3 separate regions of the Homo sapiens genome follow, and all the other regions are linked to region 2. Evidence: chromatin contacts called from ENCODE Hi-C or POLR2A ChIA-PET data. All regions are on one chromosome and are shown on one strand. Each heading gives the region's core, a stretch centred on a gene start or an enhancer-like site at or near the end of the contact. The rest is flanking DNA. Distances are from core to core; before and after follow the strand shown.

What was found. A loop is a pair of places that touch in the nucleus more often than their neighbours do. ChIA-PET counts read pairs that join two places held with the same protein, here RNA polymerase II (POLR2A). Pooled maps may share reads with other maps.
Region 1: a map with no recorded cell type shows a loop between it and region 2 (10-fold over the local background). The contact joins the enhancer-like site here to the promoter of FCHO2 in region 2. A Hi-C loop is called at or near these places in 2 of 37 single-sample maps with no recorded cell type.
Region 3: a map of CD4-positive, alpha-beta memory T cell shows a loop between it and region 2 (11-fold over the local background). The contact joins the enhancer-like site here to the promoter of FCHO2 in region 2. A Hi-C loop is called at or near these places in 1 of 168 maps with a recorded cell type or tissue (CD4-positive, alpha-beta memory T cell) and 2 of 50 pooled maps. POLR2A ChIA-PET finds 5 or more read pairs at or near these places in 1 of 52 experiments (Panc1).

The regions. Positions count from the first base shown.
Region 1 is chr5:74,200,146-74,203,497 of GRCh38, forward strand. No RefSeq gene overlaps it. Among named protein-coding and RNA genes, the nearest start is that of LINC02122, 99 kb to the left of the region's middle. RefSeq lists enhancers at 1,474-1,543, 1,564-1,613. Within about 2 kb of position 1,351, at least 10 of the 41 ENCODE cell types and tissues checked have a DNase peak (open chromatin) inside an H3K27ac peak, as active enhancers do.
Region 2 is chr5:72,954,048-72,957,404 of GRCh38, forward strand. FCHO2 (FCH and mu domain containing endocytic adaptor 2) reads left to right here and starts at 1,994. Exons shown (of 26, transcript NM_138782.3): 1 at 1,994-2,082. The coding sequence starts at 2,050. It overlaps FCHO2-DT (FCHO2 divergent transcript), which reads right to left and starts at 1,837. Exons shown (of 2, transcript NR_186392.1): 1 at 967-1,837. RefSeq lists a silencer at 1,887-2,586.
Region 3 is chr5:71,599,979-71,603,236 of GRCh38, forward strand. MCCC2 (methylcrotonyl-CoA carboxylase subunit 2) reads left to right here. Exons shown (of 17, transcript NM_022132.5): 5 at 2,528-2,655. Among named protein-coding and RNA genes, the nearest start is that of MCCC2, 14 kb to the left of the region's middle. Within about 2 kb of position 1,838, at least 19 of the 41 ENCODE cell types and tissues checked have a DNase peak (open chromatin) inside an H3K27ac peak, as active enhancers do.

The DNA of each region.
Region 1 (3,352 bases), core at 101-2,600, 1.2 Mb after region 2:
TAAAAAACATCATTTAGGCTAGGCACGGTGGCTCGTGCCTGTAATCCCAGCACTTTGGGAGACCGAGGCAGGTGGATCACGAGGTCAGGAGATCGAGACCATCCTGGCTAACACGGCGAAACCCCCTCTCTACTAAAAATACAAAAAATTAGCCGGGCGTAGTGACGGGCACCGTAGTCCCAGCTACTGGGGAGGCTGAGGCAGGAGAATTGCGTGAACCTGGAAGGTGGAGCTTGCAGTGAACTGAGATCGCACCACTGCACTCCAGCCTGGGCGACAGAGCGAGACTCCGTCTCAAAAAAAAAAACAAAAAAACAATCATTTAATAATAACAATAGATGCCCTAAGAAATAAAGCAGGGAAGGGCCTGACAATACAGCTGCAACACACAGAATTAGGAGTGATTAGTAGGAACAAAGGAAGGGCCAGTTAATGTTTTGGGCAAACAGGGTGACTTGACAGGTGCAGCATGTGCTCTGTACATACAGTGGTGGCGAGGGTTAAGAGTGGCCTCCACACAGCATCAGGTTTAGTCATGTAAGATGTGCTTCCAGGACTAATTGACATTTGCTATTATATCCTTTGGCAACAGTGCTCCCTTTGTTAATGTCCTTGAAGGAAATAGAAAACCTTCTGGTTTTGATTTTGCTTCATTGACCCTTCTTTGACCTGCATCTGGTCCTGGCAAGGTGGTGTGTATCTCAGATGCACTTTAGAAGTCATGACCTGAGACTAAACTTAATCCTGGTGGAAAGAGGGGAAGGAAAGTCATGCTGCGGGTTTGTGACCTTTATGTCAATGGCTAGGGGGACAGAGGCACCTCAGTGCTACTCTAAACAAAGGGCTCCCTGAGGTCCCATGCATTTGTTCCGTGCCACCGCCTGCTTTGCCCTTGGGAATAAAGCTCTATCCCTATGTTCCTCTGAAGTTCCCCTTTCCATCAGGGATTACCTGACATGCTTTTCCTTGGAGGACAGAAACCCATCTTTGTGGGGGCTCATGCTATAGAGGCTACAACCCTTCAGAGAGCACTTTCCAAAAAGAGAATTCTAGACGGGAGGAGTCCGCTGTATAATCTGCCCCAACACTTGTTTACCTTGACATTTCCTTCTGGGAGATTTCTGCTATTAAAACATGGAGCTTTGTTCCGGGAAAGAGGTCATCTGCTTGCACGGGAACACTTGTCCACGGCGACAGTCAGACAATGTATTCCTCGGATTTTTCTTCTCCCTGCTCGCTCCAAGGCCAGCAAGGGCTGGTTTTCTTGGCTTTTGGCACTGAAGGCAACAAAGCCTGTGGTGTGCTTGCCAGATTCTGCGGCCACAATTGAGCCAAAGCTGTTCTTGAAATGCTCTTTCCACTTGGGCACACGGCCCTCCCACTCCCACTTCCTGTACCCAAGGGAACCTTCTCCTACCACCTGCTCAGCCCAGCCTCTCTTTCCAGCGCCATCTAGCCTGCTCAATGCAGAGGACTTTATCAGGTCATCTCTGACTCATTTCAAATGGTTATTTATACCACCTGCATTTATAATTAACAGCAAAGGGGAGTTCTTCAGGAGTTGAAGTAGCAACCCAAAGCAGATGTTAAAGACCCCAGAGAATAGAGGCTGAGGGCAGCTGACCTAAAAGAATCTCACTGTGTTTAGGAAGAATGAAGTGAGTGAAATGAAGGAGGCTAGGAAAATGAAGACGGCTAGGGAGGAAGCATGAGAGTGGATCCCTATAGCTCTGTGGCTTCAGAAAAAGGAAATGAATCACTTGGATTTGACTACAGATATTGTATATAAGGTGACAAATTCTGAGAGTTTCCTGAATGCAGGGCCATTTGATTCTCATTCTGGGCTCAGCCTCATCTCCCCCATGGGAACCCCAGCCCCAGCAGCCTGTCACCAACCCAGAGGCTCTGAAGACAGTGGCCCTGGGAGAGACAGGACTTCTCTTTTCAAAGTAAACACTGACAAAAACCACTTAAGATGTCCATGGTCAGGAGATGACACTAAGAGTAATTAAAATCAAATTCTGAATCCTCTTCTAGCACTCACATCACAAATCATGGTGCCAGGAAGGGAAATAGACCAAGTAAACAGGCAATGTCAGGGAAAGGCCTGAAAGTAGGCTCTGAAGACAATGTCAGTCTTTAGAGTGATCCAGTCAGGAGGCAGGACAGCGGGGATATTTATACCCCTGCAACAGTAGGTCCTTAGTTGAGGACACCTCCCAGCAAAATGTAAACTTCCAGGTATGTTCCTACTCTGCTAACATATTGGTTCCAGCAGTCATTGATGTCATTTACAGCATGGAAATTCTCTGGCTAAGAGAAACAGAAGCTGGTTGTTGGGATGAGACTAGACAGGTGCTTGCCAATGGTAGAGGGACCCAGGCATGGGTGGAGCACTGACACCAAGAGCTGTCCCAGATGTCCTCAGGTCCAAAGCTCGTGCTTCCCCACTGGCACATGCCCTTGCCACAGACACGGCTAGAAGGCTATAGGCGTTCTGCATTCACAGGCTGCCATCCTGGAGGCAGGGTTGGTGGGGGCAGGGCCTATTTATAATGCCATCTCAGGGGACAAAGAAGGGGCAAAAACCCATTGTTCTTATGCCGCACAGTCACAGAAAGCCTCAACTTTTAAGCTTGTGGGTATAGCAGAGATAAAATTAGAGGATGGAAAGATGTCACCATTCAATTTTAAATTCCCAGACCCAGACTGTCTCTAAGGCACTATAAATTAATATTTTCTACATTTCCTAAAATTATCTTGTAATTAGCCCATTTATATTGTGTGACACTTCCTTCTGTGATGGGCCATTTTTGGTTTATTTTTAGAATTAATAGATTATGAACAGAATGTAACAATGATTTAAATCATAATAGTTATGATATTCTGTTTTATCAATTTTTAAATTATATTATTTTGCTACAAAATTTTTGATGTCTTGTTTCAGACCAATATTTTTAATAGCGTTTTGTGTATAAACATCAGCAAAGTGTGACATTTCTTATTAAATGAATCATTTTCTTAAATATAAATATTAGGCCACAATTTTCATTAGCTAGTTTTGGTATCTTTCATTGTTAACACACAGGAAACTTTGATATAAGAAGAGGGAAAATGAGCTCTCTGAACTCCTGAGATGGCTGCAGAGACAGCAGAGTTGACACACAGCAGGGGCATAGGCACCTTCCTGGACAGAGAAGAAAGCCCGGGAAGAGGTCAGTCTCAGAAGCAGGAGGTCCTGCACCTCCTGGCCACCACGGCCACAAGCTCTTCAGGAGCTGGGCCCAGAAGTGCAGGAAGGCAACATACGTCCAGGAAATGTTGGTTGGCTAGATGAAAGGATGAAGCGTCC
Region 2 (3,357 bases), core at 744-3,243:
AAGAATGCGAATGAAGGCCAGTAACTATTGTGAATACTATACTAAATTGTCTGTAGGTAATAGCCACACATTGGAACACTAACAAAAGGAAAATGTATGCTTGATACTACTGAGAAACAATACTTTGTCATGCAGGAATCTATAGCATTCAAGCTGAGATGAAGGATTTGACAAGTTAATTTGTCTTCTCTCTTACCTAAGCATTTCTGCTGCTCAAATTCTGACTCCAAAGCAGTCTCTGAAATGGGCAGCCATGCTATGTACAAATTTTCACTGCTTTTGGAGTTCACCGTTTGTTTTGAGGACAGAAGACAAAAGATAGGAAGAAGAGTTTTCCTGGGGCCTGAATAGTGTTCTTCACTGGGAGAGGGAATTTATGGTTATGAGCCAGTGTTCAGTATCAGATCACAAGCGGCAGGGGCACCTATTTTTTTTTAAATTAATGTGTGTGTGTGATATGTAAGTTCCTTTAAAGCATGGAGTCCAGGATAGAAGTCTCTCTTGCCCAGGTCTAAGGGTGCGGGGGGAAGGGGGGGGGCGCGGCGGTGGGAGGGAGTACTTTAGTGATACTAGGAATTTAATGCCAAATGTATTTGCTGTGTGACCTAGATGGCTGAATTTTTTAAAAAGTTCTTCAGCATCGAGAAAAATCCAGTTAGACCGATAGCTTAGAGAGCTGTAGCTTATTTCTAAATTTGACTTTCCCTAAAACTAAGTGTAAATGTCAGTGATATGAGGACTTTTTAAAGAAACAAAATAAAGAAACAAGATACACAAAAATAGAGCAACTATGGCCAATCTTGTTTCATCCCTTTTCATCTATGACCTTACTCATACCCCTATCCATAATAAATGACTTTCAGCAAATCCTAGATGTTCTGCATCCTATATCTTTCTAACAGATATTCTTAAAAAGTATGACCACAATACCATTATCCAATTATTCCTTGTTCAACAAGCACTTACAATTTCATCCATGTGAAAGGCACCTCATGATTTTTACTTGAGGATGAAGATAATTTCTCATGAATTCTCATTGTTTTAAGTCACCTGAAGAGGTGTGATATGCTACAATAAATCTATTTGTAGGGCTTGGCTTCAAGAACTGAAGATTCTGGACCTAGCTGATCTGGTGACAGTGAACTTGAGACCTCTAATAGCGTTTAACTATTTTTTTTTAACTTTTGGAAAGCAAGGTGTAGGAAGGGGATTTAGTTTTTCCATTAGGTCGTGGCATGTTAAGACTTGTTTCTTTTTCCAAAATGTTCAAGTTGCTGAAGAGAACTATGGACTATGGGTCAGGAAGTCCGTCGGTTTCGGGTCACATTCCGCTCCCGCAGGCCTGCGGGCCGCCCCAGCTGGTTTGTTCCCGGCGTGTTAGAGGTCAGAGGCCGAGGCCGCACTCAGTGCCTGGGTCTCGCGCAGCTCCAGGGCTCTCAGGCGACACTGGGCGTTTCCTTTCCGGCTTCGGAAAGTTTTGTTTTGGTTCAAGGAAAGGCGCCCTGTTGACCAAAGGCTTCTCAGTCTCCTCCGGGTGGCCAGCGGCCAAGTTTCCTCCAGCCCAGCGAGTCCAGACTATAGTCCGTTCGAGATCCTCGAAGGCCGGGGAAGCGAGTCTTGTGAGGAGAGAAAGCGAGTGGGCAGCCAGCCTGCCGACTCCACTGCCGCTGGCTGGCCCTTCTCTTCCCTCTGTCCCTGGGCCAGTGCCCGTCGCACCACAAACAGTGCGAGCAGTCTCCCCGGTGACTCCTCAAGGACCCAGTTCTCCACCATTCCTAAGAGAACACTCAACCCAGCCGCGCCCGGGATGCAGAGAGATCTACCAACACCCGAGAATGGGGACAGGGCGCATGCGCACACCGTGGCCGTGGCGTCTAAGTGCTCGCCCAGCTGCGGCAGCCGCTAGGTGGCGCATGCGCCCTGGAAGGTGCGGGCCGGTCTCTGGGAAGAAGGCGGCGGCGGCGAAAGGCGGGGGTGCTGTGGGGGCCGGGCCGTGTTTACACAGCGGCGGGCGGGCGCGGACGCGGAACCCGGCGCGGCGGCGGCACGATGGTCATGGCGTATTTCGTCGAGAATTTTTGGGTAAGCTTAGGATGTTGGAAGTCGTGTGTTTCGAAGTCCAAGGCTTTTGGCGCCTGAGCTTGGCCTGCGTGCGCTTCGGGCGGCGGCGGCGGCCCCTCCGGCAGGGCGAGCGTCCTCCTGCCGCGTCCCGCCTGGGTGAGGTCCGGCGGGCGACCGGTCGCCAGCCTATAGGGACTCCCGGGCTCGCAGCCCTATGGGGACGGGGGCTGTCACCGCGGCCCGGGGGCCCGCAGCGGGGCCGCCGGCCACCGGGGCTGGGACAAAGCGCCGGATGGGGCGGGAGACGGGACCCAGCCCCACCGGAGGCTCCCGGTGCCGCGCTCCGCGCGGGGCGTGCGCGGCAGCTCGGACGCGAAGGACGGGCCCGCGGCACAGCCGCCTCCCGCTGCGCGCTGGCTGGGAGCGCCGGGCGGTGGGGTTTTGCCTCCTGCCCTCACCGCGGGCCCCCCATCTGAGCGATCCCTTTTACCTCTGACGGTTTCCACACCAAATCCAGTGCGGGGTTGGGCTGGACTAGCACTTCCTCTCAGCCTCGCAGCTCGGCTCGTGGGTTTGCGCCCAGGACTTTGCCTCTGGGCCTGTTCACAAAGCGTTTAAAAGTTGGATTTAATGTAACTGGACTCCTTGGGCTTAAATGCATGGAGACCTCCCCCTACTCTGTGCTCCTTCCCCTTCCTCATTCTTTCCACCCCTTGTCTTAGCTCAGTATTAGATTCTTCTTTGAGAATTTCTCCGGCTCCCGGTGGAGTATTTTTCTGCAGTTATTGTTTTTTTTTTTGTAATGGGAAGTACAGTTCAGCCATGTACAGGAAAGGAACGTGTTTACTCAGGTATCTTTCGTGAATCCCATTTTATGCCCTGACAGTTGCAAGTACTGCAGGTCCATTTTCGTTGAGATTTAGACATATTTAAAGGGGTAATCTTTTAGCTAGTAAGGAATGTATGTTAAATTCTTAATTCTAAGTGCCTCAAGCATGGTCTTGGTTAGTAATCAGATCAGTTCATAGTTATTTATTTGTCTTGAATGTACCTTGTTTTCCACAAAGAACGTATATACTAGACCTTAGGTGTTTTGTTTTTTAAACAGCTTTATTGAGTTCACATTTCCGTACCAATACACTCATTTAAAGTGTAGTACAATTCAGAGGTTTTTTCATATGTTCATAGAGTTGTGTAAACATCACCATATCAGTTTTACAACAATTTCGTTATCCCAGAAAGAATCCCTAGACCCATTAGCAGTCACTCCCCATTTTCCCCCTGCCCCAGGCCTAG
Region 3 (3,258 bases), core at 588-3,087, 1.4 Mb before region 2:
AATGTGGTGAAACCCTGTCTCTACTAAAAATAAAAAAATAAGCCGGCATGGTGGCACACGCCTGTAGTCCCAGCTACTTGGGAGGCTGAGGCAGGAGAATCGCTTGAACCTGGGAGGCAGAAGTTGCAGTGAGCTGAGATGGAGCCACTGCACTCCATCCTGGTGACAGAGCAAGACTCCGTCTCAAAAAAAAAACAAAAAGATGTCTTTCCATGGAGACAAGGGCAAGGAAGGAGACCAGTCTTTATCTTTTAACTAGAGATGCTCTAGTACTGGATATTATGGCTGAAAAAAATTCAGTCATTTAATAGGTATAAAGTAGTACTTAATTATAAATTCTTTCTTTTTTCCTTTTTTGTTTTTTTTAGAGATGGTGTCTCGCTCTGTTGCCTAGGCTAATCTCGAACTTCTGGGCTCAAACGATGTTGAATATAGGCTAGCACATCATTATAATTTTTTTTTTTTGAGTTGGGGTCTTACTCTGTTGCCCAGGCTGGAGTGCAGTGACATGATCATAGCTTACTGTAGCCTCAAACTCCTGGCATCAAATGATCTTCCTGCCTTGGCCTCCCAAAGTGCTGGGATCACAAGCATGAGCCATTGCTCTGGCCTTTATTATAATTCAAATTGACCTTTCTTACATAAAAATTGTTGAATGGTTTATATCATCACTACTCTTTCTCTGACAAATGACAGATGAGCTGAATTTGCTCAAATTAAGCAAAAAAGAGGATATATTGATTCTCTTATCTGGTGAGTCTGGGCATGGCTGTATCTGGGAGCTCAAATGGTCTTAGGTATTACTAGGTCCCAGGCTGTTTTCTACTCCTGGCCCTGACTTGCTGTGTGTCAGCTTTGTTTCTAGGCAGCCTCTCTAAATCCAGAGGCAGTGATGGTCATAGGCAGTTCCTGGTTTATATTCTATAAGTTTAGCAGCTGCAGTGGAAGGCAAGATCTGCTTAGGCTTAGAGCCTGTCCCATTGCCGAGCCTCAGTGGGAACTCTGGGTAGAAAGACCTGGTCCCTGTGCCCCCCTTTAAGGCAGGCTCTGGGGTCAGTCCTACTTGAGCCACCTGGATTAAAGATAAGAGGCAGTTTCTGAAAGAAGGTTTAGTTTTGTTGCCAAAATAATAGATGCTGGGTAGGCAAAACCAATAGAAATGCAATCTAGTATTTTTGTGGGCCAATTTGATTTCTCATTCTGTAACAAGTCTGTGACCTTTAATAGACAAGCAGATATGGCTATGTCCCTTGTCCATGGTCACATAACTAACAAGTTGGCAGAGCCAGAATTTCAGTCTAACTTTGTCTGACTTCACAGCCTGGCCTCTTTCCAGTACCAGAGCTTCTTAAACTTTCTAGCGTAGCACCCCCAGTGGTAGGAAGTATGAGCACACACTCTGGAGTGTGAGGTTATGGCCCAGCAACCTATGAGAAGCCTACATTTCCTTTGAAGTCTAGTTCGTTTAATGTTAAATCATTAAAAGTTTGCATTCTACTCTATAAAATGTTCATTGCAGTGCAGAAAAAGGTTTTATATGACCTAGGGAATAAAATTGATGCTCAAAGAAGAGTCCTGTTTGTCTTGTGGCGAGCCCTGCTGGCCACATATCCTAGTATGAGAAGCTCAACACTACCCTGTGCTGGGTGTTCAGTTGCCGTTCTCTATTTTCAGCAGGGATTTAATGACTCACTCTTTAGAGTTGTAGGCAGCATAAAGTGAGGTAACACAAACATCAGAAACATAAAGAAAATTGAATTTTGTAAAGAGCACACTGTTGTCATCTCAGATTTCAAGGGTACCTCTGACCTTAAGGTTTCCTGCCAGTGCTGTACAGTTTCCCCAACCAGCTGTGGTTGTTGGCCGCCCTGCTCTTTGTGACTCATACCCAATAAACTGGTTTTGGTGAGAAAGGGCACTGTTGATGACTCAGGATACCTTTCATGTGTTTTTAGTATATTAAAGTTTGCATTCATTCTGACTTCAGTTAAGATGAACGTTATATTTTAGACTACATTTAGTTTTGTAGAAAACCATGGGGCTGTAATGTTGAAGAACAAGAATACAAAAAATAAATCTTAGTACTAAAGGTCAGTTTTCATTTTTGCAAAATACCCTCCTAAAAGGAGACTTTGAAGGTTTATTATGAGGGAATTCTTTTCCCTTGAGACTTGGATTTTTTTTTTCATTATTATTTTCATCTTATTAGGACCTTTTCATTCAAAGAACCATTATGACACAAGGCTTAGGTTGTTAGTTTTTTATTACTAATCTAGGACTGATGACTTTTCAAAAACCAAGTGTGAGTTTATAAACTTGTTAGAAGTAATTGTTTTGTATTATATAAATTAATATGTGAACTGTGATTAAAGTTTGCATTTATATCCTAAGACTGCTGTCTGCTAATGGATGTTAATAGTGATACGTACTAGAAGTTGAAGGTTGTATTGGGGTATCTTGTAATGAGTGTAATTAGTTTTGAAGAAATCTCTTAAATTCTCTCTCCAATGAAATTTCTGCCTTTCAGAGTAGAATGCATGATTATTGCCAATGATGCCACCGTCAAAGGAGGTGCCTACTACCCAGTGACTGTGAAAAAACAATTACGGGCCCAAGAAATTGCCATGCAAAACAGGCTCCCCTGCATCTACTTAGGCAAGTCACCAGAGTGGTAAAATAAACTATTATTAGCTGGTAAAATGCAAGATAGTTTGGAAGGCTGTATGTATTACATTTGGGATGGGTATTTTATAAACCTGTTGATTTCTCCTGTAATTATAAAGGAAACACAGGTTCTTTGCTGAAAACTCTGGGGGAAAGTAAACAAGAACTGTTCATAGTACTAGTGCATAATACTCATACATTTTGACGCATGCCAGTTTTTTTCTCTATGTGTTGTGTGGTTTTTTTTTTTTGTTCTCTAGATCCTGTTTTTCTTTTAACTTTATGGATCATACTATGAAAAAAATAGTAGCAAGTATTTATAGATCTCTTGAGTGCCAGGTACTGAGTTAAATGTGCAAGTATTATATAATTTGAGCAGATGTAATTTAAAGTAAATTTAATTTCCAGTGAAAGTAAACTTATATTTGAAATTAAAACACATTTAAATCAAAGAACCTGAAAGCAAAGCAGTTTAAAATGGGCCTTTCCTCCGGGCGCGGTGGCTCACGCCTGTAATCCCAGCACTTTGGGAGGCCGAGGCAGGCGGATCATGAGGTCAGGAGATGGAGACCATCCTGGCTAACACACTGAAAC